2 separate regions of the Homo sapiens genome follow, and region 2 is linked to region 1. The links are chromatin loops, found by intact Hi-C in ENCODE. Cell type or tissue: dorsolateral prefrontal cortex. All regions are shown on one strand. Links, peaks and the distances in the headings refer to the core of each region. The heading gives the core; the rest is flanking DNA. Region 1 has its middle 38 kb from the start of TNFRSF9. Region 2 overlaps CAMTA1 (calmodulin binding transcription activator 1).

Region 1 (12,154 bases), core at 5,122-7,621:
TGTCCCTACCTCACACCAAACATAAAAATCAGTTCTAGATGGATTAATTAAGACAGAGGTTAAAACTTCATCAAATTAAACCTAAACCCAGATGGCTTTACAGGTGATTTCTACCAAACATTCATGTAACTGAGCATTAATCTTATAATATTGAAGTATAAATTATAGGCTTTGAATACAATTTTAATATTTGTGTGTGTATGTGTGTGTTGTTCTTAGTGGAAAATGAAATGTTCCTGAGGAAGTCTTTAAGAAGTTTTAAAATGTTATTCCATATAGGTTTAGAAAAATAAATTATTTTATTATGTAAAAATTTTTATAATATAGTCACTGTAATATCTGATAAGATTTTCTGTGCCAGATGCTAGACTTTTTTCAATTTTTCTTTGACAATTAGGTTCATCAGAACCTGTATATTGAAAAAGAAGCTTTTTTTTTTTAAGACAGAGTCCCGCTCTGTCTCCCAGTCTGGAGTGCAGTGGTGCAATCTCAGCTCACTGCAACTTCCACCTCCCAGGTTCAAGCAATTCTCCTGCCTCAGCCTCCCCAGTAGCTGGGACTACAGGTGCGTGCCCCCATGCCTGGCTAATTTTTGTATTCTTTTAGTAGAGATGGGGTTTCACCATGTTGGCCAGGCTGGTCCTGAACTCCTGACCTCAGGGGATCCACCCACCTTGGCCTCCCAAATTGCTGGGATTACAGGCATGAGCCACTGTGCCTGGCTGAAAAAAAAAAGCTTTATAAATTATGTATAAAATTATATTTGAGTCATTTTCACTTCCAAATTACATGAGATTTCTGTTTCTACATTTTCTTTGTCTTGGCATATTTGATGATGTGCATTGAGTCATTATATAGCTTCTAAGAATCTGTTTACTTTTTACTATGTTAACAATGAGTTCTTGGGGATATTCCTGTTTGAAAATCACTGTACGTGTAGTAAATCTATTTCTGGGATCTCCATTCCCATTCCATTGGTCAACTTCTTTTTCCTTCTGCTGATACCACACTTTGTAAATTACTACATCTTTTAATGCTTGTTTATCTGGTAGGGAAAGTCCCTGTATCCTATTCTTGTTTAGGAATGACTGGGCTATTCTTCACCCTTTGCTTGTTTATATAAATTTTAAAGATTTTAGAGTCATATTGTCAAGTTCCTTGAAAATCCCTGTTGAGACATTTATTGAAACTGTACTGACTCTATAAATCAATTTGGAGAGAAAGATATCTTTACAATATGGAGGCTTTCTATCCATGAACATATTATGTCTCTCCATTTTTTAGGTCTTCTTTAATGTCTTTCATTAATGTTTCATAATTTTTTTTTGAGACAGAGTTATGCTCAGCCTGTTGCCCAGGCTGGAGTGCAATGGTGCGATCTTGGCTCACCACAACCTCCACCGCCCAGGTTCAAGCAATTCTCTTGCCTCAACCTCCTGAGTAGCTGGGATTACAGGCACCCGCCACCACGCCCGGCTAATTTTTGTATTTTTAGTAGAGATGGGGTTTCACCATGTTGGCCAGGCTGGTCTCGAACTGCTGACCTCAGGTGATGCACCCACCTCAGCCTCCCAAAGTGCTGGGATTACAGGCATTAGCCACCGTGCCCGACCATGTTTCATAATCTTTATATATGTCGCATCCTTCTTTTGGTAGAGCATTCCTAGGTACCTTCTGGTTTTGTTGTTACTATGCATTGTTGCTAATAGGTTACAAGTCAACTGATTAATGTACATTAATATTATGACCAACCATCTTGATAAACTTCTCTTGTTATTTCTAGTATTCTACAGATTTAGGGTTGTCCATGTATACAACCATGCCATCTGCAAATAAGAATGGTTTTGTTTCTTCCTTTGGAATCTTCAAAATTTAAATTTCTTTTTTCTTGTCATAAGTTACTGTCTAGAAACCCCAATACATGTAAAATATAAGTGGCGATTGTTTTGTCCAAACCTGTGGCTGGAGTTACCCCCAAAAGTGGAGGCAGGGGAATTCCCAAAAAGGAGTACCGCAAGCTGTCCTGAGATCAGGCCAGTTAAATTTACAAAGAAAAAAAGCACTAAATGCCAGCCTGGAAAAAAGCATTTATTAGGGGAACTTATATACCGAGAACTGCAGAGTACCCTCAAGATGGACAGAGAGAGAAGGGGTGCTCTGACCAGGTATCTCACAGCAAGGGGGCTCAGAATATAGAGTTTTGTTTTTTGTTTTTTTTTTGAGACGGAGTCTCACTCTGTCGCCCAGGCTGGAGTGCAGTGGCGCGATCTCGGCTCACTGCAAGCTCTGCCTCCCAGGTTCATGCCATTCTCCTGCCTCAGCCTCCCGAGTAGCTGAGACTACAGGTGCCTGCCACTACGCCCGGCTAATTTTTTTGTATTTTTTAGTAGAGACGGGGTTTCACTGTGTTAGCCAGGATGGCCTCGATCTCCTGACCTCGTGATCCACCCACCTCGGCCTCCCAGAATATAGAGTTATATGAAGGTTTGGTCCAGAGCTAGGGACAGTTTTTTTCAAGTAAACCTAGATACTTTCATCAGTGCCTGGAAATGTTCAAGGCCCTGATTTGGGTTCAAGCCTGTTGGACAAAACCTATACAGTTGGCTGGGTTACTGTATTAGTCCATTCTCACACTGCTATAAAGAAATGCCTGAGACTGGGTAATTTATAAAGAAAAGAGGTTGAATTGGCTCGAGGTTCCATAGGCTGTACAGGAAGCATGGCTGGGGAGGCCCTGGGAAACTTACAATCATGACAGAAGGTGAAGGGGAAACAGGCACATCTTACATGGCCAAAACAGGAGGAAGAGAGAGAGGAGGGAGGTGCCACACACTTTTTAACAACCAGATCTTGTGAAACCTCATTGACTATAATGAGAACAGCATCCGCCCCATGACCCAATCACCTCCCACCAGGCCTCATCTCCAACATTGGGGATTACAATTAGACAAGAGATTTGCTGAAGACACAGATTCAAACCATATCAGAGAGCAGTCAAGGCAATCTGATTTTCGGTAAGGACACAGAAAGAAAACAGAGGCCTGAGGGACCCTACAGCGATCGTGACCATCTTTATCCTGTTTCAGCTCATAAGTAAAACACTTTCAACATTTTCTCATTAAGAATAATGTTTACTTTGAGTCGATGCAGTTAGGTGTTTTAAAAAAATAAAATAATAATGTTTACTAATTTTTTTCTTTAGATATCCCTTATCAGTTAAGGAAGTTCTTATCTAGTCCTTTTTATTTTTTGAGACAAGGTCTCACTCTGATGCCCAGGCTGGAGTGCAGTGGCGTGATCATGACTCACTGCAGCCTCAACCTTCCCAGGCTCAGGTGATCCTCACACCTCAGCCTCCTGAGTAGCTGGGACTACAGGCACGAACCACTGCACCTGTCTTTATGATCTTTTTTAAACACTGTTAGATTTTGTTTGTGAACTATATTAACGTAAGAAGTTATCCCACAATTTAGTGTCTTGAAACAGCAAGCATTTGTTATAACATGTTTTCTCAGGAGTCCAGGAGTGGCTGAGCTATGTAGTTCTGGCTCAGGGTCTCTCAGGAAGTTGTGGTCAATGTGTTGGTCAGAGCTGAAGTCATCTGGAAGCTTCACGAGGGAAAGACCTGCTTCCAGGCTCACTGTGTGACTGTCAACATGTAGGCCTCTCAGATACAGCAATTGGCTTCCTCCAGAGACAGCAATCGCAGAGAGAGCGAGAGTGTACCCAACCCGGAAGCCACAGACTTTTTATAACCTGGAATCATCAGATGCAAGTCACTCCATGCTCAAGTGGAGGAAAGCTTAGCTCCACTTCCTGAATGTAGAAATATCAAATGAATGGCCAGGCACAATGGCTCACACCTGTAATTCCAGCACTTTGGGAGGCCAAGGCAGGAGAGGATCACTTGAGCTCAGGAGTTCAAGACCAGCCTGGGCAACATAGTGAAACCTCTTCTCTATAAATAATTTAAAAATTAGCCAGGCACAGTGGTGCATGCCTGTATTGCCAGCTACTCAGGAGGCTGAGGTGAGAGGATCACCCGAGCCTGGGAGGTGGAAGCTGCAGTGAGCCTTGATTGTACCACCACACTTGGCCTGGCGACAGAGCCAGAACTTGTCTCCAAAAAAAGAAAGAAGGAAAGAAGGAAGGAAGGAAGGAAGCGAGCAAGGTAGGTTAAATAATGTGTGGGCATGAAACACCACATTAATATTTTGTTTTGGCCAGGTGTGGTGGCTCACGCCTGTAATCTCAATACTTTGGGAGGCCAAGCCAGGTGGATTACCTGAGGTCAGGAGTTCGAGACTGGCCTGGCCAACATGGCAAAAACCCCATCTCTACTAAAAATACAAAAATTAGCCAGGCACAGTGGTGGCTGGCGCCTGTAATCCCAGCTACTCAGGAGGCTGAGGCAGAAGAATTGCTTGAACCAGGGAAGTGGAGGTTGCAATGAGCTCAGATCATGCTACTGCACTCCAACCTGGGCTACAGAGTGAGATTCCATCTCCAAAAAAAAAAAATTGTTTCATGTTTTTGCCTCTTTTTCTTTTACTGTCCTTGCCTGGTTTTAGTATCAAGGTTACACTGGCCTCACAGAATACCTAGGAGAAGATAAACCACTTTCTTCTATTCTCTGGAAGAGTTTTTATAAAATAGGAATGATCCACTCCATGAAAGTTTAAGAGAACTTACCTGGAAAGTCATCCAGGTCTAAGTTTAATTTGACAAAGATTTTTACTTCTGTTTCAATTTCCCTAATCATTTTATGACTATCCATACATTTTCTTTCTTCTTAAGTCAGTTTTGGTAAGTTACGTTTTTTCTAGGGAATTGGTCATTTTGTCTGAGTTTTCAAATGTATTGGCAAAAACCCGTTCATAGTAGTCTGTTATCGCATGGTAAGCTTTCATTCTACATAGATTAAGTAATGGAGCTTGGATGTGAAGCAGGCTATTGGAAGACTACTGCAGTAATCCAGGCCAGAAATAACACAGGCATGAATTAGGACAGTGAGAGTAGGATGTGAAGAATGGATTGGATTCTAGAAATACACACTGGGATTTGTTGTTTCATTAAATGTGGGTGGTGAAAGAGAGGAAAGAGTCAAAAGGTACTAATCTGATGTCTGCCTTGGAGAGGAGGTGGAAGGAGCTGCTTTATGGAGGAAAATGTTAGCATTTACTGTAAAGGTTTCCATTCATTGAGGTGTTCTATGGATCAGGCACTGTGCTACTTGCTTTATATGTATACATGTATATGCTATATACATATGTATGTATGTAAATATATACATACAGCTGCTATATACTTGGATGTGTATATATATTCATCTATGTGTGTGTGTGTGTGTGTGTGTGTATATATATATTTATATTCTCATTTAATCCTCACAAAAAGCCTGTAAGGTAGGTGCTATTGTCTTCATTTTACAAATGAGGAAACGGACTTCGTGTGAGGAAATGGACTTCGTGGAGGAGATGGTTCAATCCAGTGCCACCAAAACAAAAACCCTCGGCCAGTTTGGAACATCCTGGGTTTGAGATGCCTGTGAGGATCCACACAGACTGGCCCAGCAGATCACGGAACGTGTGAGGTCTGTAGGGAAAAGCATTTGAGAAAGAAGGAACAGCAAACTCCAATGTCCTAAGCCAGAGAAAAGTTTAGTGGATTCAAGGAGCAGAAGGAAATCCAGCGACCCTAGAGGGAGTGGGTGCGAGGGAGAGGGTGATGGATGAGGTGGGAGAGAATGACCGGGGTGGCTGAGAGCAGGGCTGGACTCAGCGCTGGTAACACCAGGCTGGGAGGGAAGCTTTGGGGCTCTGTGGCTCTGGGTAGGGAGGACTGCGGAGGGTGGCAATTCCCCACCAGCTCCTACAACAGGGTCTGGGATCAGACACAGCCTTTGGGCTCCAGGCTATCTCTGCCCCCGGGTGAGGGTTATACAGACCTGACTCCTTCAGGGAGAGTTTTGTCCTGATGGGACCACCCTGCTTTTTTGTATGGAAGTTAGAAATTATCTTCTCTCTGGGCTCTGGGCAGATTGCCTGTCTCCTCAACAGGGAAGGGGTGATTCTCTGGGGGAAAGCGGGAAGTCGGGGAAGTTCTGACAATGTAGTCATTTTGGTAAAGACTCTGAAAATCATTCCCATTCACATCACAGGGGCCTAAAGATGGCCTGGGTCGTCAGTGCGGCTTTTTCTATACTTCCACTCCCCATACATTTTCTTTCTTTTGGCGACTTGCACATCATTGTTGGACTATTAAGTTATGGGGGAAGGGCGTCCCTACTAAGGAGCCTCCTAATTCTTTTTGTTGTTGTTAATCTAATTTTTTATAGGGACGGGGGTCTCGCTATGTTGGCCAGGCTGGTCTTGAACTCCTGACCTCACGTGATCTTCCCACCTCGGCCTCCCAAAGTGCTGAAGAAGTGAGCCAGCTTCCCCGGCCAGCGCCTCCTATTTCCTTCCCTTTAATTAGGCGGCACGTTAGCCTTTAACAGAGGCGGGCCACTGGCGGCGTGGTTTCAGGTAAGTCGCTGAACCTCTTTAGCCATCTCCTTCCCATCCCTGAAGAAGAGGCCTAAATTAGAGAATGCGGGGTTCCTTCCGCGCTCAGAGCCTTCCCTTTGATCCCGAGGGAGGCCTGCGCGCTGGTGGTGTCTACTGCCCTCTTGTGGTAGAGCGTTTTTTGTTCTCCAGTTTACTGTCTGGCTTTTCTCCCTCCCTCCCTCCTTCCCTCTTCCCCTCCTTCCCCTCCTCCCCTCCTTCCCCTCCTTCTCCTGCTTCCCCTCCTTCCCCTCCTTCTCCTGCTTCCCCTCCTTCCCCTCCTTCTCCTGCTTCCCCTCCTTCCCCTCCTTCTCCTGCTTCCCCTCCTTCTCCTGCTTCCCCTCCTTCCCCTCCTTCTCCTGCTTCCCCTCCTTCTCCTGCTTCCCCTCCTTCCCCTCCTTCTCCTGCTTCCCCTCCTTCCCCTCCTTCTCCTGCTTCCCCTCCTTCTCCTGCTTCCCCTCCTTCCCCTCCTTCTCCTGCTTCCCCTCCTTCCCCTCCTTCTCCTGCTTCCCCTCCTTCTCCTGCTTCCCCTCCTTCCCCTCCTTCCTTTTTTTAATTATTAATTAATTAATTAATTTATTTATTTATGAGACAATCTCGCTCTGTCGCCTAGGCTGCAGTGCAATGGCGCAATCTCAGCTCACTGCAACCTCCCTTTCCCGGGTTCAAGCCATTTTCTTGCCCCAACCTCCGGAGTAGTAGCTGGGATTACAAGTTCCCGCCACCATCCCTGGCTAATTTTTGTATTTTTGGTAGAAACAGGGTTTCACCATGTCGGCCAGGCTGGTCTCGAACTCCTGGACTCAAGCGATCCTCCCACGTCGGCCTCTCAAAGTGCTGGGATTACAGGCATGAGCACCACGTCCGGCCTATTGTCTAATTTTTAAATTCCTAAGGAAATCCAAAAGATTGGGGGTTGCAGGAGTAGAAGCTTGCACAGGAGTGTCACATAGCTACATTTAAGTGTCAGGCTTAGCAATAGCAAGAGAAGGGAGGGAGGGAAGAAATGAAGAGCCACAGCCCCTTCAGAATGTGAGAGCTTTCATCTTTCCCATGAAAATAAACTGATACTTTGTTTTTACTTAACCAGTACTTCAAATTTGGATTTCAAAAACGAACTTCATGTGTTTTATTACCCGTCTGATGTACCTTCCACACAAGGGTTAGGCGAAAGAAGTTTGTTGCCCATAACTGCTAAAGTTAGAATTTTAGGGTTTTGTGATTTTAGAAATTTAGATCTTAGAATAATTTTTTAAAAATAAATTTATCTTACAATATTTTTTCATTGATTTAATTATAACCTAATTTTGGGGGAGTTCTAATATAAATTTTTATCTTATACCTGGCTTTTAAGGAATGTGTCTAATGAAAAGTAAAGATGGCCGAGCACATTATTGGCACTTTGGGAGGCCCAAGGCGGAAGGATAGCTTGAGCCCAAGAGTTTGAGTCCAGCCTGGGCAACACAATGGGACCAGGTCTCTACAAAAAATAAAAAAAAAAAAAAATAATAAGCTGGGCATGGTGGCGCATGCCTGTAGTCTCAGCTATTTGGGAGGCTGAGGTGGGAGAATCTCTTGAGCCTGGGAGGTTGAGGCTGCAATAAGCTATGATTGTGCCACTGCACTCCAACTTGGGTGACAGAGCAAGACTCCATCTCGTAAAAAAAAAAACAACAAAAAAAGTAAAGACGTGTAGTCAATTTGTTTTTACTTTGATTTTAGAATATATTCTGATTATTGCTGTTTATTACTTAAATAGTTACGTGTTATGCAATATTTATGTGTTATTAAGACATGGAAAAGGGGCTGGGAGCAGTGGCTCACGCCTATAATCCCAGCACTTTGGGAGGATGAGGCAGGCAGATCACCTGAGGTCATGAGTTCAAGACCAGCCTGGCCAACATGGTGAAACCCTGTCTCTACTAAAAATATAAAAATTAGCCGGGCGTGGTGGTGGCGCCTGTAAACCCAGCTAATTGGAAGACTGAGGCAGGAGAATCGCTTGAACCCGGGAGGCAGAGGTTAGAGTAAGCCTAGATCGTGCCACTGGACTCCAGCTTGGGTGACAGAGTGAGACTCTGTCTCAAAAAAAAAAAAAAAAAAAAAAGCCCACATAGAAAGGGGACTTAAAGGATAATTTAGTGAATACATGCATATCCACTGCCCAGCTTAGAAAATAAACATTGCCAACACAGCTAAATACCTCTGCGATGGTTAATTTCACCTGTCACCTTGGCTAGGCTATAGTACACAGTTTTTGGTCAAACATCAATCCAGATGTTGCTGTGAGGGTATCTTTTTTTTATGTGTGATTAACATTTCTTTTTTCTTTTTTTTTTTTTTGAGACAGAGTTCGCTCTTGTTGCCCAGGCTGGAGTGTAATGGCGCGATCTTGGCTCACTGTACCCTCCACCTCCCAGGTTCAAGCAATTCTCCTGCCTCAGCCTCCTGCGAGTAGCTGGGATTACAGGCATATGTCACCACGCCCGTCTAATTTTGTATTTTTAGTAGACACGGGGTTTCTCCATGTTGGTCAGGCTGGTCTTGAACTCCCGACCTCAGGTGATGCCCCTGCCTCGGCCTCCCAAAGTGCTGGGATTATAGGCGTGACGCCGTGCCAGGCCGTAATTAACATGTATTAGGTTGGTGCAAAAGTAATTGCGGTTTTTGCCATTAAAACTGTGGCAAAAACTGCAATTACTTTTGCACCGGCCTAATAAATCAGTAAACTTTGAATAAAGCAGATGGCCCTCCACAGTGCAGGTAGGCCTCTTCCAATATGTTGAAGGCCTCAAGAGAAAAAGACTGCAGTGTTCCAAGGAAGAGGGGAATTCTGCTTCTAGATGGCCTCCAGGCTTAATACTGCAACATCAGCTCTTCCCTGGATGAAATGAACATCTTTCTTCAGTATTTAAGGACAAGTTGTATTTCTTCCTTGGTGAATTGTTTCTTATTTTCTGGTGGTTTCAAGGTCAGCAGGAATGTAGGGTTTGTTGAGGTTGGGCTGACGGTTTCCTAGGGAAAGGTGGGTGATTGGTTTTACATTTAGCTCTCTTCTTGGACATTTCGTAGTGATGAAGTGGGGCAGTGTCTTGCCGGGTGAGGGGTGTCTGGGGGGCTTGTCTTGCTGGGCACACGGGGGCCTGAAGGGCTCCTTCACAGCCAGTGGGTGGGTGGGGGTCGGGAACACACGGAATTCTTTCCAGGTGAGCATCTTGTTTTGAGGAACCAACTGCTGCTGTAATATAATGTTGCCTTTCAGTCTTGAGGCTTTCACTTGGCCAGCAAGTACTTCTTTCAACACCCATAGAATTGCATGAGGTGCATGGGGTTCTTAATAGGGGCAGCTCCTGTTTTCATAAAATTTGTGAAGAAGCATTTCATGATAAGTGGAGTAAATTATACTAAATATTGAAATGGGAATCAATTTTTCTAAACATTCCTTTCCATGTTCCTGCAAAGATGCTGGTTTCACTTGCATTTGAATCAAGGCACACACCTTTCCTTCGTCCATACAGCCAGAGCCTCTGCCACAGGAACTGGTGAACGTCTTAACTGTTTATCTCACTTTATAGCACAGCAAGAAAGAAAGAAAGAAAAGAAAGAAAGGAAGAAAGAAAGAAAGAAAAAGAGAAAGAAAGAAAGAAAGAAAGAAAGAAAGAAAGAAAGAAAGAAAGAAAGAAAGAAAGAAAAGAGGGAGGGAGGGAGGGGAAACTTCTAAGATCATTCCAGATTTTTTTTCTTGACTTTACTCCCTACTACCCCCTTGAAATTCATACTTGCACACAGAAACTCTTCAAACTTCCTGTCTTGAGTACAGGCTGGACAGAAAACTATAGAGAGATATCAGCACCATGAATGCCAATATCAACACCAGTACTAACCCAACACCAACAGTGAGAACACCAATATGGATGCCGGTACCAACCCAACAGCAACACCACGAACACGGGCAGTAGGAGGAAGGTCCAGGATGCGAATTCAAAATATTGAACACCAGTTAACTTAGCCAAAGAGTCTCTAGTGAAGCTGTGATCAAGGAGAGTATGTGCCTGGTATCTATAAACATCCCATCATTGCAATCAGAGAGACACATACGATCATTATTAGCCTTTGCCACTGAAGCTAAAATAATTATTGAAAGAGTATGGGCTGCACGCAGTGGCTCACGCCTGTAATCCCAGCACTTTGGGAGACCAAGGGGGGAGGATCACCTGAGGTTGGGAGTTTGAGGTTGGGAGCCTGGGCAACATAGTAAGACCCCATCTCTACCAAAAATACAAAAAAATTAGCCAGGTGTGGTGGTGCGCGCTTGTAATCCCCGCTACTTCAGAGGCTGAGGCGAGAGAATTGCTTGAACCTGGGAGGTGGAGACTGCAATGAGCTGAGATCGTGTCACTGCACTCCAGCCTGGGTGACGAGAGACTGTCTCAAAACAAAAACAAAAAATTGTGAGTGGTTGATCTTATAAACTAGTAGATTTAAAAAGTGAAAGAGTGTGAGTGGAAGCAGTCTGACTGTCCTTAGGTGTCAAGAAATCAGGTTATGCCAGGTACAATGACTCAGGCCTGCAATCCCAGCACTTTGGGAGGCTGAGGCGGGAGGATTTCTGAACACAAGGAGTTTGAGAGCAGCAGGGCATCATAGCAAGACTTCATCTTTACAAAAAAATTTAAACATTTTTTTAAATTTAAAAAAATTTAAAAATTAGAAGTCGTAGCTACTCAGGAGGCTGAAGTAGGAACCCAGGAGTTCAAGGCTGCAGTGAGCTATGATCACACCACTGCACTCCAGCCTAAGCAACAGAGCCAGACCATGTCTCTAAAAAAAAAAAAAAAATTAGCGACCACAACAAAATGTAAATAACTAACTGACAGTGAGCTTCTGAGCATTATGTCAGAGATTTTTTGTTTTTTAGACTCCCTTAGGCCCCTATTTCAACAACTCCAAACTCAGAGTAGGAGGAAAAGAAATACACAATTATCATTCCTTCCGGAATACTAAGTTTTCGAAGCCTCAACTTCACAGGTAGTTGTTTACCTTTTAAGATTATGGCTAGTAGGCTGGGCACGGTGGCTAGCACCTGTAATCCCAGCACTCTGGGAGGCCGAGGCAAGCAAGCAGATCACCTGAGGTCAGGAGTTCAAGACCAGCCTGACCAACATGGTGAAACTCTGTCTCTACTAAAAATACAAAAATTAAGCCAGGAATGGTGCTCATGCTGTAATCCCAGCATTTTGAAAGGCTGAGGCAGTGGATCACCTGAGGTCAGGAGTTCGAGACCAGCCTGGCCAACATGACGAATCCCCATCTCTACTAAAAATAGAAAAATTAGTCAGGCATGGTGGTATGCACCTGTAATCCCAGCTACTCCGGAGCCTGGGGCAGTAGAATCACTTGAACCTGGAGTCAGAGATTGCAGTGAGCCAAGATCACACCACTGCACTCAGCCTGGGTGACAGAGTGAGACTCCGTCTAAAAAAAAAAAAAAAAAAAAGTTAGCCAGGTGTGGTGGTTTACACCTGAAATCCCAGCTACTTGGGAGGCTGAGGCAGGAGAATTGCCTGAACCTGGGAGGTGGAGGTTGCAGTGAGCTGAGATTGCATCGC
Region 2 (12,154 bases), core at 3,336-5,835, 150 kb before region 1:
CTTCTTATCCATTTTAAAATGAAGAATTGTTAAAATCTTTGAAAATCAGAAGAAGCTCAGAACATCTTAAACTGCTTTTGTGCACCTTAGTTAAAGGTGCAAGAAGATTATCTAAGTACTCTTTCATGCAGTATTTCTGTTTGCAAACCACCTTGTAGGGTTATGTAACTAGTCAGATGGGAAAGGGAAGTCATATTTTTGGGGCAGCTAGTATGCACTAGATTTTTTAGGTGCCCCATCTCATTTCCTTTTTACAATTATTTGAAGTAAGCAGTATTTATTTCCAGTTTACAGATGAAGAAGCTGAAGCTCAGAGAAATTACATGAATATTAGGCCTTTCTCATTATCAAGGTGGTTATAAAATATTAAAAATTGCCTAATGGAGTTTTGACTGGTTCACACGATAAAATTCAGGCCTGTCAGTAGATTCGAGAACCTTTTATCAGATTGTGCTTTAGGTAGTTATAAATTTTTATTTAAGGAATAATAAATTCTAATATGTGTAATGGTCACATAGAAATTAGGGATTCTATCACCTTGTCATAATCCAGGACTTGCCTCAATTTCTGATATGGGTTGCCGTTTCCTCAAGCTTCTCTAGGATTAAGCCCTATTAATGGGGGTGGGGGGACGTCTTTGGCTTCGAGCCAGTTGAGTTCATGATCCCAGAAAAGGAAGGTTTATTGTGCAAACGCTGACACCACAGTGCCTGTAGCTCTATAGCAGGGAGCCGCACTGGCTTCTGTTTGGTGAGCAGGCTTCCTGGGAGCACAAGTGATACACAGAATGAAGGTTTCAAGTCTGTGATTACAACAGGTATTGATTCCAAAATATGAGTTTGGTTTTTTAAAAAAAAAAACCCTCCCCAGAAACTGTCATCTACAGCTAGGAAGACAGAAGGCATTATTTTTGGAAAGAGTAACAACTATAAAACAAATATTTTGGAAGATGGAAGGCATTAATATAGCCAGGTTGCCTTTTTTTTTTTTCTTGGTTGGGAGTTTTATTGATTCTGGTTTTTAATTTCATTATATTCAGCAATGTAACATTAATCTTGTATTTTCTGTTTTTCCCCCAAGCTGACATGGATAGCCTTGAAGGTAATGATACACCCAAGCCCTCTCACAAACCATTCCACCAGAGTCACAAACTTCACACCCATCACCAGCTACAGGGAGGGCCATTAAGATGGCACAGTCATGGAGTAAACATATCCCCCTTGCCAGGCCACCTAAGCACAGTTCCTCTGTCGTCTGGGGACCACGTGGTTATTCAGCTGGAGTGGGTTTCGACATTAATAACTGGACATTTTTTGGCTGGTGTTAATCCATCTAAGCCAGTTCCTGTGAGCCCTGTGGCCACTAAGTAAATACCCTTTTTCCCAAAGCGCTTCACTGTGGCCCGATGGGTCTGAGTGTGTAGTGTGCACAGGTGGAGACGATGGAAACCACAGGGGCTCTGTAGTCTGCAGCATTCTTGTCTTCAAAGACTTTCAGACCAGTGAAAAGGTAAAGCAGGTCAGATAAGACCAAAGAAGGTTCTTGCAGAAGGGTCCTGGTTCTTGGACAATTCTGAGAAGTCAGTTTCCCTCCCTCATTTCACCTCCTCATACATCCAGAGATACAGTTAGGCAGATACAGGGATTTTCTGGGGAATATTTTTCCTTGCGACGGTAAGTTGCCGTCTTATAAGCAAAGGGCTTCATTGCAACTTCTCATCCCCAGAGTCATACTCTGTTTGATTAGAAATTTGGACGTAGCATTTTAAGACCATGGAGAGCTCTGTATTTTTAGTGCCTAGAGACTGATGTTGAGAATTCACCCTGGGCCTTCGTCCCTCACTTCTGTAGCTCTGCAGCGGGCTGCGTGGAGGACTCCTGGCACTGCCTCCTGGGTCGTCCGCAGCTCTGTGACAGCCGTCCAGGTTTCACGGCTTCACCACCGTGTTGGTCTTACGAGTGTTCATCTTTTACAGGTTAAAATGGCTTAAAGGTGTCAGCGTTTCATGATAAGCCTTGTATTTGGGACCTTGCAACTCAGTCAGAAACTTGTCGTGTGGAATGATAGTTAAAAATCAGAGGCTGAATGCTAAGTAGATTTGTGTATGGTGGGAATTGGAAGGCATAAAAAAATTATGTTAGTGTTTCAAAACTGGATAGAAAATATTAATCCGAAGCATTTAAAATTTTACTGTCGAAATCTGTTTTTAGATTCATAAACGTCTAAGGGTATTGCTATTAAAATTTTTCTCCAAGAAGGGCAAGATATTTTGATATTTTAGGGAAAAAATATATGTCTGAAGGCAACCCTTAAAGTAATATTTTACATTTTGGAAAGGTAGGTGTAAAGATTCCTCATTTGCCTCTTTTGTGATTAAACCCCGGACAGAGAATGTGATAATAGAGGGGAAAAGCATTTTCTCTTCTTCCCTTCCCGGTAAGCTCGAAGGACGCTGAGCCCGTGCAGCCCCTGTTGTTACTGTGTCGCTTGTTCTTGTTTCCCCTGCAGTACGCACTTTATAAAAAGATGACACAGGCTGCCATCCTTATCCAGAGCAAATTCCGAAGTTACTATGAACAAAAAAAATTCCAGCAGAGCCGACGGGCTGCTGTGCTCATCCAAAAGTACTACCGAAGTTATAAGAAATGTGGCAAAAGACGGCAGGCTCGCCGGACGGCTGTGATTGTACAACAGAAACTCAGGTGGGTGGAGAAGAGCTCATGGAGGTAAAGCTCCCTAGGGAAGAGAACTCTGACTTCTTTGAAAGACTTGTCCTGGGCTGACATTGGAGTCTGGGGTGGGCCTAAAGCATTGGCAGTCACTGTGTTCCAGAACGTTTTAGGCATGGTGGCTGATAAGTACACCTGTGCTGAGTCTGGTTTTGAATATTTAGCTCTTTCTCTCCACCTCCCACCCAATTATTTTGATATTGCCACCCAATTTTACCTTATATCAGAATTTGGCAGCACCAGTTTCTACTCAGAAAGTTACCACTCAATTATAGTAGTTTAACCCATTTCCTGTTTAGGAAAAAAAAAAAAAAGTACAGCCCGCTGCCAGCACTCATGTAATTTTACATAAACATGCTCTTTGAGGCTGAAGGAAATCTGATTTTCAATGTGAAAATAAAATATGAAAACTATTCTTGGAGTTATTTCTAAACAGAACTTGTTCCTAATCCTAATGTAACTGAAACGTATATGATGCTACATTCCGATTAGAGACAAGGCTATTCTTGACACAAATGGGAAATGAGTGAAATTGTAGAATTACTGCATGTGAGACCTTGGGAGAGTAATTAGGGTTAAGCTGTTCCATTTTAGAGACTGTAATAAAAATGTTGAGCCAAGTAAAATATATTGATCAGTACATTTACAAAATAGCCCAAAGAGTGTATCAACTCCGGTGAATCACCTTGTAAACTAAGAAAGCCTCTCTAATGCCAGAATGCCTTTTGTGGCAAAATGAGCTTATAATGAATTGTGGAAGAATATTTAAGTGACATTTTATTTTCAGTCTTTGTATAGTCTGTCTTGAAGCTGAGAGCGCCTATACACACCCTCCTTTCTCCTCTAGTGATGCCCGGACTCGATACTATGGGAACAGCATACGCACTCATCCCCCTTCAGATTGTATACATCTTTAACATATGCTGTTGGCTTTGCTACACGAACTGCTTAATTCAGAGTCCTCTGTCACTGCTGACCAGTTTTCCATATTGGGCTTTACTGTAACCTTCTTGTGACAATAATATTCTGACTTTTTCAGGAGCAGTTTGCTAACCAAAAAGCAGGATCAAGCTGCTCGAAAAATAATGAGGTTTCTTCGCCGCTGTCGCCACAGGTACACTAGTCCTTGTTTATACATTCTGCTCAGGGAGAATGATGAAGCAACCCTGACCTTCTTAACCCTCACTAACTCCTATGTAAAGCTAATCCCCCTGCAGATAATCAGGGCAGACGTCCCAAATTACAATAGGGCGGTAGAGCTCTTTAACTAGGGATCAGGTTGCTACCCTTGGAGTGCTGGTAACCATGTCAGACGATGCTGTTTGAACAATGGAGATTCATGCCCGTGTTTTTCTGTTTTAATTTGGGTGTGAGGTCAACTTAGTCGGACTAGCTTTTAATTCTAAGTTTCTCTTTAACCTGTGATTGATATGCCACATTGCAGTATGTTCTTTGCTCTAATCCTTTACTATGCTAGCGCGTGTCCAAACAGAAAACAGTTTCTAGTCTCAAGGAAGGGAAAGAAAACCACGAATTCCAAACAAGTTTTCTGATGTAGAATTTCCACCAGATAGCTGGTGCCCTCTGCTGGTCATGTAATCGCCAACATGCTCTATTATTAAACTATCAATTAAAGCCGGTCCGTGATGAGGAACAGGAGAGATCACTGGAATGCAGCTGTTCAGGAAAAGAAAGACATCTGAGACTCTGGGCACATCTTCAATTAGTAGGAAATGGGGTCCTGTGACCCCAGCATTCTGTGGGATGCAGCATCTTCTCATGGAGCTAAGCCAGAGGAATTTCTCTTTGTTCCTCAAATTTGAGATTTCTTTATGAAGACTAGCGTCTCTACTTAGATTTCAGAGGGCTGGTGAAAGTGGTTTGTGTTCTTTATCCAGGTGAATATTCCAGTCTGACGTCTGTAACTGCGGCCATCCGAGCTGGGTGTAGACCACCTTCTGTGTGGTTGGGTTGTTGCTCTGTGTGTCAGGAGCTGTGCAGTTTATAATACCAAACATTAAAGCAGACTCTCTAATGTCTTACTTCCTCTTCCTATTTAATTATACCAAAAGTCCTAGTATTCATATTTAATTGGATTCCTTGGATGTTTCATTTTGCTTTAGTTTTTCTTACTCCTATACCATATGATTGCCGGCTTTGAAAATATCTTGCCTTTAAGACTTAATAGGTTTAATGGGTTATTTGTACTTTTACTTAAATTAACAGAAGAATTTATTTTTGTGACCATAGAAGGAAACATGCACAGCCACTGCATTAACATCATAAAAACTTAAAAAACGGCATTCACTAAGATAGATGGTTTTCCCCAGCTATGATGCCATGCAGAAGCTAATGTTCACTCGCCCTGTGCCTCAGCAACATTTACTTTCCACCATGCAAGGATGGGAGATTTTTCACCATGATAGCTAATGAGTAACATACCAGTGTCAGTACTCTGAAACAGGAAGTCCTGTTAGGAAATGCATCCCCAAAACGGGTATGGCTCTAAGATCATGAAATTAATTCTGCAAGCCTTACCAAAGGCAGCCTCTTTCCTTTATTATTCAATCATACCTTTTACTTAGCAGGGACTTAGGACCAAAGAGAGTAGCTGATTTTCTTTATATGGTGAACAGATCAAGGACTCACCTGGGCCCTTTTCCTTACATTCTCCAATACGTTCATAGTTCCTTCCTCCCTTTTCCTCTTCGACCTGCAAAATGAAAAACCTGAGCAAGATCCTATCCAGCACTGAAACCAATAGACTTTGGCCACTTTGAGCAGAATCACATCTTCTTTCATGACACTGTGGTTAATACTTTCCAGATAGATTTTGTTTTCAAGAAAATTACCTTAACACCACTCTTCTTTAGGCCACTTCAGACAAACCAGAATGTCTGCAAGTTAAGTCGTGCTAGACTTTTTCCTCCTTTCTTCTAGTCTGATCCTCAAACTTTGAATGAATGTGTGGGTAACGTGGGAGCAAAATTGCATAAAGTCCTACACTCATCTCCCTTTTGTTTTTGCCAAAGCTGTGTCCCGTGTTTACTTTGGGAGAGTTAAGAGAATGAGATATTTAAACAAAACATAAATTCATGAAAGGTTGCCCCCACAAAGTAAGCTGAACAAAGGAGTCCTTTCACTTTTGTTTTTAGAGTTCTCTTTCTGTAAACTGGTAGAGGAAAATTTCATGAAGATTTTTGCCTTAAGTATAAATTTTAACTGTTAATAACCTTATAAGATGGATAACAAGAAGGTTCATTATGAAGAGAACATCAGATACGGGCTCTGGATTCCTGTGCATTAATTGGAATGAAATAAAAAATGTTATTGGCTCTTTACTTGACCATTTACAGTTTAGATGTTAGAAAAATAGGCAAATTTTAATAGCCTCTGTAATAAGATCAGTATTCACTTCCCATTTCTATATATTCAATTAATATGTTCAATCTTGAAGAAATCCTAAAAATCTATCCTGGAAGTTTGTTTTAAACTGATATTTTCTTTAGGATGTGTGTAATCCTATTTTCATTCTGGGTTGAGTTATTTAATGTTATTTTAAAAGAAACTATTCATGTCTGTTGTCCTTAGAAGCATTAAAATCTTATTAAGATAGAAAACCTTGGCCAGGTGCGGTGGCTCACGCCTGTAATCTCAGTACTTTGGGAGGCCGAGGCAGGCAGATCACTTGAGGTCAGGAGTTTGAGACCAGCCTGGCCGACATGGTGAAACCCTGTCTCTACTAAAGATACAAAAAATTAGCTGGGCGTGGTGGTACGCACCTGTAATCCCAGCTACTTGGGAGGCTGGGGCAGGAGAATCTCTTGAACCTGGGAAGCGGAGGCTGCAGTGAGCCAAGATTGCACCATTGCTCTCCAGCCTGGGCGACAGGGAGAGACTCCGTCTCAAAAAAAAAAAAAAAAAAAAAAAAAAGGAAAACCTCATATGACACCCTCTCAAAAAGGTAGGTAGATAGTAGCTTCAGGAATCAGTCAGAAGTATCCCATTTCTAAGTCATATGACCCCAATTTTTTAAGACTTAAATTGATGAATTTTTTTACCTACTCATTTCACGTACCCCACCATCACTCTCCTTTTCTTTCTTTCCAAAAAAGAAACCATGTTATATTCTTTTTTGTTGAAATAAAGCTATTTGTAAGATTTCTGTTGTGACCCTCATGTGCTAATAGCTCTCTGGTGTTGTTTTACTGTCTAAAGCCCCCTGGTGGACCATAGGCTGTACAAAAGGGTGAGTTTAGCTGCCTGCTAGCCAGTTTCTCTTCTCTTCCATTTTCAGTATTTTGCTTTTTGCTTGCTTGCATGAGGCTGCAGCCTAGGTATGCCAGTAAGTTTCACATCCATTTTGAATGAATTAAAATCAAGTAAAAACTAACCCTAATTACTAACACTGCTATTTTATATGACAGGAGAACAGTCACATACATTAGATGTACAAATGCATGAGTGAGTAGAAGGGAGGGCCGTTCCAAACCACTGCAGGGCATGCCGAGGATGCGGTGGAGGAAGCCTCAGGACGAAAACAGGGCTGGCAGGCCACGTACACGGCCAAATAACGCTGCGTTATACGAAAACATTCAGCCAGTGGCTTTTTGTGATTAAGATAATTTGCCACATGAAATTTTCTCAACGATTGCTTTGTCAAAATTTCTAAAGCAAGGAGGCTCACTAGGAGGTCGTACTAGGGTTTTTTTTTTTTAATGAATCTATTTCTTACTGAGAATGACTGTTTCCCTATACCCTGCTCCTGTGCCTGCATTTTCTAAATCTCTCCCTCCCTGGTGCTGTGAGGTAAGTCACTGTACAAGGCTGCCCTTTCAGAACAAACCCAGGACGTTCATTATAAAATAGCGAACTGGCCTTCCAGCACTTGATGGGAATGCTGAATAATGAAAATGTGGTGTGAAATGTCTCGAATATTTATATTTTACATAACAAGAGCAGGGATTCCAATAGGCTTTGAATTTTAGAGAAATTACAATGAGTAATTTTAGTTCCTGAGATTTTAGAATATGATGCTAGTTTGTAAGCAGGGCAAAAGGCAACAGTCTCCCAGAAGCAACTATAATGTGTTTGAATTATAATAAAAGATTTAGTGTCCGAAAACCATTTTTTCAAAGCCAGGAATAGGCCAGGTACGATGGCTCATGCCTATAATCCCAGTGCTTTGGGAGGCTGAGGTGGGAGGAGTGCTTGAGCCCAGGAGTTCAGTGCCAGCCTGGGCAACATAGGGAGACTCCATCTCTACAAAAGATAAAAAATTAACCAGGCGTGGTAGGGCATGCCTGTGGTCCCAGCTACTCCGGAGACTGAGGTGGGAGGATCATGTAAGCCTGGGAGGTTGAGGCTGCAGTGAGCTGTGAACATGCCACTGCACTCCAGCCTGAGCAACAGAGCGAGACCCTGTCTCAAACAAAACAAAACAAAACAAAACAAAAAACGCCAGGAATAGAATTCATCAAAATTTAATTAATTTAAATGAATTTAGATTAATTTGACAACCTGTTTCTTATATATAATCTTAAGAGAAAAAATGAGTTGAAATTATAACATGGGAATTTTCTCTATCAACTCAACTATATTCAATGCCCCCTCTTCTTAACCTTACACTAATACTTTATTTAGTCATCTTTAAGATTTCTGAGAAAAGGTCATAGTTCAAAAAATCTTAAAACTGCTAATGTTTCTGGAGATATTATTTCCCATCTAACTAGACTTATGTTGGTGCTAATCTTTATTTATTATATTTTAACCCAGAAGTTGGCAAATGTTTTTCTGAAAGGCCAGATAGTAAATACCTTAAGCTTTGTGGGCTGTATGGTCTGTCCCAACTACTCAGTTCTTTTAATGTAGCAGGAAAGCAGCCACAGACAACACATAAATGAATGGCTATGGCTGTGTTCTAATACAACTTTATTTATACAAATAGATACTGGACTAGATTTTGGCCCACAGGTTGTAGTATGCCAACTTGATGATAGAAGAATTTAGTTTTTATAAGTTCTTCTTAATAATGACCTTAACCCTAGATTTAAAAGCTTTAAAAGGGCCGGCCATGGTGGCTCATGCCTGTAATCCCAACACTTTGGGAGGCCGAGGCAGCCGGATCACTTGAGGTCAGGAGTTCGAGACCAGCCTGGCCAACGTGGTCAAACCGTGTCTCTACTAAAAATACAAAAATTAGCTGGCCATGGTGGCGTGTGCAGGAGAATCTGTTGAACCCGGGAGGCAGAGGTTGCAGTGAGCCAAGATTGTGCCACTGCACTCCAGCCTGGGCGACAGAGCAAGACTCTGTCTCAAAAGAAAAAAAAGAGAAAAGCCTAAAAAGCCTTAAAATTTTAAAGATTTAAAGGCTCATTTATTTAAAACTATAAATAATTGCTAAAGGAAAAATTTGTTTTTTGGGGGAAAAAAGCAGCTATACTCTTACGTAAACTTAACTAATTAATCCTCTCTAGACTTAAGGAATTGTTCTCAATTAAAATATTTCAGGTCCCTTGTGATAGAGCTGGCTCGGAGACGTTTTTTTTGAAATGTAAGAAAAAAAGAGGACAAAAATCTCCATTTCTCCCTCTATTCCCTCTCACCCTCTGCATATATATAGATAATCTTTCTTTCCATTTTAAAAAACCTCCAAGAGAATAGATGCATGCCCTAGTGTTCAGTTCAACTACAACTTGTAGTATCATGCATGTTATATGCAATTAATATCACCTGCTGCAAGGACAACATTTTTACGGGAGGTGGTTGCTTATGCGTTTTTGAAACTTGTTAGTTTCTGGTATGTTAATGACCGTTTTTAAGAGCACATTTTCAGAAGGTGCTTTTCAATGCAAACCAGAATCCCAACCTCAATTTCTTTAATGCCTGCTGCATTCTATTGTGAACTCCTAAAACTCCTACTCATGCATGGAAAGTTGGAATCTCATGACACCCCTTATGCCTCACGACATCTATGCAAGTTTGAGAGATAGGGGCTGAGAAGGTTCCTTCTATCCTGGTGATATTTAGCTAACTCTGTGAACCAAGGAATAGCGTATATATGGCTTTGTATGATTGCCAATAAGATCTTCTCTCCCTCGTTCTTCCATCGGAGAAGTCACAGTGGCACTCCCTCTAACAATCCCCAAGTTGAAATTAGTCTTGGGAGGCAGAGCATTCTCTGAGGAAGATTTATAGTCGTGGAAATTATGTTAAGATAAAATACTTATTTTTGGGCCGGGCGCGGTGGCTTACGCCTGTAATCCCAGCACTTTGGGAGGCCGAGGCGGGCGGATCACGAGGTCAGGAGATCGAGACCATCCTGGCTAACATGGTGAAACCCCGTCTCTACTGAAAATACAAAAAATTAGCCGGTTGCGGTGGCGGGCGCCTGTAGTCCCAGCTACTCGGGAGGCTGAGGCAGGAGAATGGTGTGAATCCGGGAGGCGGAGCTTGCAGTGAGCCGAGATAGCGCCACTGCAGTCCGGCCTGGGCAAAAGAGCGAGACTCTGTCTCAAAAAAAAAAAAAAAAAAAAAGATAATATACTTATTTTGTTAATTTGTAAAGTATTCCATATTTAAAACATGGTTTATACATTGAAAAATAATATTTTCCCAGCTACTGGAGGCTGAGGTGGGAGGATTGCTTGAGCCCAGAAGGTCGAGGCTACAGTGTGTCATGATAGTGCCACTGTACTCCAGCCTGCACAACAGAGTGAGACCCTGTCCCAGAAAAGAAAAGAAAAGAAAAGAAAAATAATATCTGGAAACTTACAGAATTAAATTTTATGGGACAGTATTTGTTAAACACTAATACTGACCCAAACTCCTACGTCAGTGGAGCAGGGGGAGATCTAAAAAGGCAGAATTAAGACACGACAGACAAATTCCAGCAGCAGAGCAATCAGAAAATACCACTTGTGTCTTGAAATGTTTAGTCTTTGCTTGGGGAAGGCTAAGAAAAAGCACCAAATATTTTTCACTGAGTACAGCTCACTTTTATCCCCCTTTCCTTCAGGCCTACCTCTTAATTTATCCAGTAACTTAAAGTGAAATTAACAAACTCTCGATACTGTCATCAGGGTTTTTGGTTGTTTTGTTTTTTGTTTTTCTGTTTTTTGTCTTGGACACAATAGCTGTGTTTAGGAGAGAACTTTTGTTCTACACAAAGAGATTATTTAAATTAACAAAAGTGATTTCTCAGCAAATGACTGAAGGATTTTTAAGGTTTAAGAAACTTTTAAAGTACATATGCTGAAAAGATACTTTCATTTGGATTTTGAGTATATCTAACAGGATATTATTCAGTTGCATAGAGAAAAACCAAGATACCTCATATGTTAGCAGGTAGTTCAGTTACATAACAGATTTATCCTCAAGGTATTGAGACTTGCTTGACCTAAAAAAATAAAAACTAAAATGCCTGTTTTTCTAGACAGAAAATGTCTTTCCACTTCTCTAAGACATTTATTTTTCGTGGATAGTAGAAAGTGTTCTCATAGATGAGTGACACCGCTCTTTGAAAAGCAATTTCTAGACAAATTCCTCCTTTCCCGATACGAGACACTATTTCTGTGAGAAGGCTTTATAAACTGTAACAATCACTATGGGTGTTATTAAAAGCAGTGGGAATGCTAGTATTTAATTAACCTATTTCTTATAAACTGCTGGCCTAGTCACCTGTGTTCAGTAAAGGCAGGTGCAGTTATTTTACTGGAACAAAACCTTAATTGGAGGAAGAAGAAATAACACTTTTTAGTCACATATTTTCAAACAACATATTTTCTTTTTATTTGAGAACCGGGTTTCCAAACACTTTGCCAGAAGCTGGTAAGTAGGGGTCTCAACAGAGCAGCTCTGCTGTGTGCTTCTGAGAACAGCCCCGGGTCATAGCTGCACTGGGTCATTACCAAGTTCTGAAAATTACGCTTACACTTTTGGCTGTTTTATGTACACTTTTATCCAAGGGACAGTTCTCTAACAATGCGGGGAAGTGTACTGAGAAGTAAACAGTGCTCTAGGGTCAACAAATGTGTTCTCACACTTCCGTAGCTCAATTTGGCATGAGGCATAGTTTCTAAGTGGCCCGATGTGTTCATGAGAAGTAAGACGTGAATGTGGGATGTGTCATCATGGATGTATTTTAAATCTTCAAAGTAATTTTGTCTCACTTGCCTCTTTTAGGAAATGAATATTTTTGGAACACAGTGGTGTGTGTTAAATTGCAGACAACATGCTCTGTGTCATTCTTATTGGGCCTCTCTGTCTTTTTTGTTTTGCAATCCAAATGAGATTTCTGGAAAATGGCAAGATCTCTCTTTTCCTAAATTCCCCACAAGCTATTGCAGCTCTCAAAGCAACAGGTAATAATCAGAAAGCCGCATCCGCTGCCCTGTCTATTTTTGACGTCCAGCATTGCGAGAATA

What was found. Hi-C counts contacts between places; a loop is a spot of excess contacts. Peaks named below come from ENCODE experiments on the same cell type or tissue, not always from the same donor. Only the 100,000 strongest peaks of a DNase experiment are listed, where the experiment ranks them.
Region 2: it touches region 1 in a loop (4-fold over the local background); 19 of 110 quality-filtered maps call a loop at or near these places.

What each region holds. Positions count from the first base shown.
Region 1 is chr1:7,896,274-7,908,427 of GRCh38, forward strand. It overlaps a transcript of UTS2 not described here. Among named protein-coding and RNA genes, the nearest start is that of TNFRSF9, 38 kb to the right of the region's middle. In dorsolateral prefrontal cortex, for the core only: a CTCF peak has its summit at 6,635 (motif pointing left); a DNase peak (open chromatin) is centred at 6,638; H3K4me3 peaks cover 346 bases.
Region 2 is chr1:7,748,691-7,760,844 of GRCh38, forward strand. It overlaps CAMTA1 (calmodulin binding transcription activator 1), which reads left to right. Exons shown (of 23, transcript NM_015215.4): 20 at 2,509-2,702; 21 at 3,769-3,843; 22 at 6,948-6,978. Among named protein-coding and RNA genes, the nearest start is that of VAMP3, 17 kb to the right of the region's middle. In dorsolateral prefrontal cortex, for the core only: a CTCF peak has its summit at 4,312 (motif pointing left); a DNase peak (open chromatin) is centred at 4,321; H3K4me3 peaks cover 1,043 bases; H3K27ac peaks cover 2,276 bases.